Linked DNA regions of Homo sapiens: region 2 is linked to region 1. A link is an interaction called in ENCODE POLR2A ChIA-PET data of the cell type or tissue named here. Cell type or tissue: OCI-LY7. All regions are shown on one strand.

Region 1 (2,500 bases):
AAGCAACATGATAAAAAATACAGACTTTTGAAACAAAGAGAATTGAGTTTGTAATGTGGCTCTGCCACTTCCTAGCTTATGTGGCCTCAGGTTGATAACATAAGTTCTCTGAGTGTTTTCTGCATTAGAAAATGGAGCTAGTTAGGCATATCTCCCAGGGTTATTTGGGAGCACTAAACTAGATAACATTTGGAAAAAGACTTAAAAACATATTGGTTTTCTTCCTTTCTCCTCTTTGTTATAGGATGCTGTGGTTGGCTGGTCAGCCTGGGTAAGCCAGGGAAGATTTCCTGCAGGTGGTGACTCTTTACACTGTCTTCTCCAAAGGACAAAAGAGAAGCAGATTGGCAGAGGCGGATCATGGGATGCTCCAGACAAAAGCAAGAGGAGACTAGGGTTGGCAGATAAAACGCAGGATACATACCCAATTAAAGCTGAGTTTCAGATAAACAACAAATATTTTTTGAGTAGAAAAAAATGTTTGAGATCTACTGATACTGAAAAAAAAAGCCATTATTTACCTGATATTCACATTTAATTTAGTGTCCTATATTTTTACTTGCTCAGTCTAGCAACCCTGAATGATACAGAGTTGGACTGCTTGGCTACAGTGGAGAGAGTGGGCTGAGTGTCACACAATAGGACAAGTCCCATCCTTGTACCTACTTTTCTAGCTGTTTCATAGGGGTTCTAGTTGAGAGGAAGTGACTAAATCTGCAGTATTGAGAAATTCACTTAGACTGAGTTGAATTGAGATGCTCTGAGTCATTTACACACAGAGCAAGCAGGCTGTGGAGGCTGGGCCCTTAGGACAACAGCTCTCCCAGCAGGTTGGCATCCTTTTATGCCTGGAAGCAGAGGAATGGATGACCTCAGAAAGGGTTCAGAAAGAAATGGAGGCAAGTTCTCCCCCAGTGCCTGCCCTGCTGCCTTTTCAGGCCCAGCCAGGCCCTGGCTCCCCTGCCTGTTTGAAGAGGTAGAAAGGCACAGGGCAAAAAAACAAGATCCTGCAGCAGCAGCCCCTCATGGGGGAGGTGGGTGCAGGCTGAACGCTGACTGGGCCCTTTGCTTTGTACCCATCCTGCTTATTCCCACACAACAAAAGCGCTGCTCAGCCGCCTGGCCAGCTCCATTGTGCACTTACCACAAAGTGCTGAGTCCAAGGGCTTCCCTGGCCCCATGACCTCACTCCCTCTCCCCCGGCCTAGAGGCAAGGCCAGGGAGTCAAAGCCATCCACAAAATTCCACTGAGCATCTATGCTGCTTGGCGTGTAGCCCTGGTGTCCAGAAGCCCAAGGTTCGAAATGCCCTGGTTACATATGGGGAGCTGTCATGGTCCTCTTAATGTCAGATATCACCTCTAAATCTAACAGTGCACCCCGCTGGACAGCCAGTTGTCTCATTCAGTTGTGCAATGGGTGTGCAGGCTGAGAACACAGTTTGCAACCTGTGTCCCCAAAAGATCCATGCCCTCTAGAAAACTAGACTGACAGAATACGCTGCTAAAATTTAATAAAGAAAAATATCGGAAAACAAGAAAAATGGAGTGAATTTTCCAAATTCAAAGGAAACATTTTTTATCTGAATTTTTTTTCTAAAATCTGTGCTACTTGCTCCCACTTGTCTCTATGAGAATTTAGCAAAAGATGGTATCTGACTTGGCACAGTCAGTAATGCAATTACCATGTGGTGATGAGTTCTGAGTACCTAGCATTGCTCTAAATCCCTTTATTTCCCTTCATCTGATAGCAGTGGTTAAGGTAGATATTATCACCCTATTTTGTGCCAGGAAGAAAGAAGATGGGCTTTGCAGTCAGATAGACATATACTGAAGTCCCTGCTAGGTTCCCTGGCCCAGAACTTCCCTGGCCTCTCAGAACCTCAGTTAGCTCATCTGTAAAATGGGTATTATTATCTACTTCACGGCATTGTGGTAAGGATTACAAAGACACTGTCTGGTTTTGCAGTCAATGCTCAGTAAGCTGTAGTTATTATTAATAAGGATGAACAGGAGAGACCCATACTCAGCCTGGGAGAAGGGATTCCAAGCTGGTTGCTCCCTTCATTACCACTCCTTGAGTGGCTCTGCTTTAACTTTCCTGGAATGAGATGGGGCTGGGGGCTGCCGCAAGGGAAGCAGCAGTGCCAGACAATGTCAGAGGGGGAATCCGCCAGAACTCTGTTAAAAACTATATTGAGTTGACATTTGGAAGGCTTGGTGGTCAGTACTGGAGAGCTGAGAATCCTCAATCTTTCAGGACTTAAGGTGATTGAGAAAAGTGGATTGAGGCCAGATGAGGACTTATGACTCCAGGAATGTATGATGGATATTTGTAAATTGTTCTCACAATAACCCTGATTCCCACCCGACCACCACTATAGTTCTGTGCATGTGTGTTTGGGCTTTTCAATCAAACATAAAAGCCTCGCTTCTCTGCAAAAATTAAAAATTAGCTAAGTTGATCTCCATGTACTAGCAATTCAGTAGGATGTAAAGCCC
Region 2 (2,500 bases), 1.7 Mb after region 1:
GTGAGACTCCGTCTCAAAAAAAGAAAAAGAAAAAGAAAAAAAAAAAAGCCAGGCATGGTGGCATGTGCCTGTAGTCCCAGCTACTCAAGGCTGAACTCCCACTTAAGCCTGAGATTTCAAGACTGCAGTGAGCTATGGTCTCACCACTGCACTCCAGCCTGGGTGACAGAGTGAGACTCTGCTTCAGCAAAGAACAGTTATGTCACACCCCAAAACTCCCTTGTAGCCACACCCTTCCCCTGCCCCGTGGCAACCATTGATCCGTTCATCATTATAGATTGTACTTTCAAAAATGCCATATAAATGGAATCATTTAATATGTAATTTTTATTTTATTTTATTTTATTTTATTTTATTTATTTTATTTTATTTTTTTTTTTTTGAGACAGAGTCTTGCTCTGTCGCCCAGGCTGGAGTGCAGTGGCGCAATCTCGGCTCGCTGCAAGCTCCGCCTCCCGGGTTCACGCCATTCTCCTGCCTCAGCCTCCCGAGTAGCTGGGACTACAGGCGCCCGCCACTATGCCTGGCTAATTTTTTGTATTTTTAGTAGAGACAGGGTTTCATCATGTTAGCCAGGAGGGTCTCGATCTCCCAACCTCGTGATCCACCTGCCTCGGCCTCCCAAAGTGCTGGGATTACAGGCATGAGCCACCACGCCAGGCCTGTAATTTTTAAAGACTGGATTCTTTCACAGCACATGATACCTTTGAGATTCATCAAAGTCACTGCATGTGTCAATATGTCTTTCCTTATTGCTAAGAAGTATTCCACTATATGGCTATACCATACCTTGTTTATCCAGTGGAATGCTGCTTAGCAATAAAAAGGAACAAATTATTCATACATACAACAGTCCCCAGGTATGGGGCTTCTGGTTCATACTGATGCAGGGTAGGTAGTCAAGGAAGTAACCAGGGTCTCAGGACACAGCAATCATGCTGACCATTCAGTCAACACAATAAGCCTCAGCATTCACAATGCAACTGAGCTAATTCAAGCAAAGCTATCTGCAGTAGGGAATTTCCCATGTAGACAGCATGCAAACTTTGCGGTTCACCTCCCCTCCCCTCCTCTCCCCTCTCCTCTCCTGTCCTTTCCTTTTTCTGAGATGGAGTCTTGCTCTGTCACCCAGGCTGGAGTGCAGTGGTGTCATCCCGGCTCACTACAACCTCTGCCTCCCAGGTTCAAGCAATTCTTCTGCCTCAGCCTCCTGAGTAGCTGGGACCACAGGCACATGCCACCATGCCCAGCTAATTTTTGTATTTTTCTGTAGAGATGGGATTTCATTATGTTGGCCAGGCTGCTCTCAAACTCCCGACCTCAGGTGATCCACCCACCTCAGCCTCCCAAAATGCTGGGATTACATGCGTGAGCCACCGCGCCCGGCCCTGACAGCATGCACACTTTGATTTTACCTGGTCTCAAACTGACCCTTTGCTTATTTTAATAGTAAAAAATACACCCCTGGGTGGAAATTTAAGATGGTAATGAGACATGTGGTGTATGAACAAGCATGTAAACTACTGTGCATGTGCACCCAGAAGACCACCCAGAACATGCTTACTAGTAACTCCTCTTTCCACTTCCTTATGAATAATCACATAAGACTCCCATAAAGGGAGTCTCCTTAGTGCCAGTTTTTGCTGTCTCATCCTTAAATGAGCAGCCTACCCTGAATCCTCTCTCTGAGTGTGCTGCCCATTCTGCACTTAATTTTCAAAATCCTCTTTCTCCTTTACAATAAATAACTCTATGCTGCACTTTTTTTTTTTTCCCGAGATGGAGTCTCTCTGTGTCGCCAGGCTGGAGTGCAGTAGAGTGATCTTGGCTCACTGAAACCTCTGACTCCCTGGTTCAAGCAATTCTCCTGCCTCTGCCTCCCAAGTAGCTGGGATTACAGGCATGCACCATCACATCCAGCTAATTTTTGGTATTTTTAGTAGATATGAGGTTTCACCATGTTGGCCAGGATGGTCTTGAATTCTTGACCTCATGATCCACCCACTTCGGCCTCCCAAAGTGCTGGGATTACAGGCATGAGCCACCGCGCCTGGCCTATGCTGCACTTCTTTTGCTGTGTGTCTCTTGTTTACATTTTTGTTTTTTTTGAGATGGAGTCTCGCTCTGTTGCCCAGGCTGGAGTGCAGTGGCACGATCTCGGCTCACTGCAAGCTCCGCCTCTTGGGTTCATGCCATTCTCCTGCCTCAGCCTCCCGAGTAGCTGGGACACAGGCGCCTGCTACCACGCCCGGCTACTTTTTTGTATTTTTAGTAGAGGTGGGGTTTCACCACGTTACCCAGGATGGTCTCAATCTCCAGAATTCGTGATCTGCCTGCCTGGGCCTCCCAAAGTGCTGGGATTACAGGCATGAGCCACCGTGTCCGGCCTAAATTCTTTTAAACTAAGAAGACAAGAACCAGGGTATCACAATAGCCATCAACATTTGGTTAGATATATGCTTAATTTTATAACAAACTTTCCCGGTGGCTGTACTACTTG

The links. ChIA-PET counts read pairs that join two places held together with the same protein. Peaks named below come from ENCODE experiments on the same cell type or tissue, not always from the same donor. Only the 100,000 strongest peaks of a DNase experiment are listed, where the experiment ranks them.
Region 2: POLR2A ChIA-PET joins it to region 1 with 6 read pairs; 1 of 35 experiments calls an interaction of 5 or more read pairs at or near these places.

What each region holds. Positions count from the first base shown.
Region 1 is chr17:29,240,389-29,242,888 of GRCh38, forward strand. No RefSeq gene overlaps it. Among named protein-coding and RNA genes, the nearest start is that of CRYBA1, 5.2 kb to the right of the region's middle. In OCI-LY7, CTCF peaks have their summits at 1,376 and 1,575; a DNase peak (open chromatin) is centred at 1,383.
Region 2 is chr17:30,960,376-30,962,875 of GRCh38, forward strand. It overlaps a transcript of RNF135 not described here. Among named protein-coding and RNA genes, the nearest start is that of RNF135, 9.4 kb to the right of the region's middle. RefSeq lists a silencer at 98-147. In OCI-LY7, no CTCF peak of the experiment used is centred here; a DNase peak (open chromatin) is centred at 1,016; H3K4me3 peaks cover 676 bases; H3K27ac peaks cover 354 bases.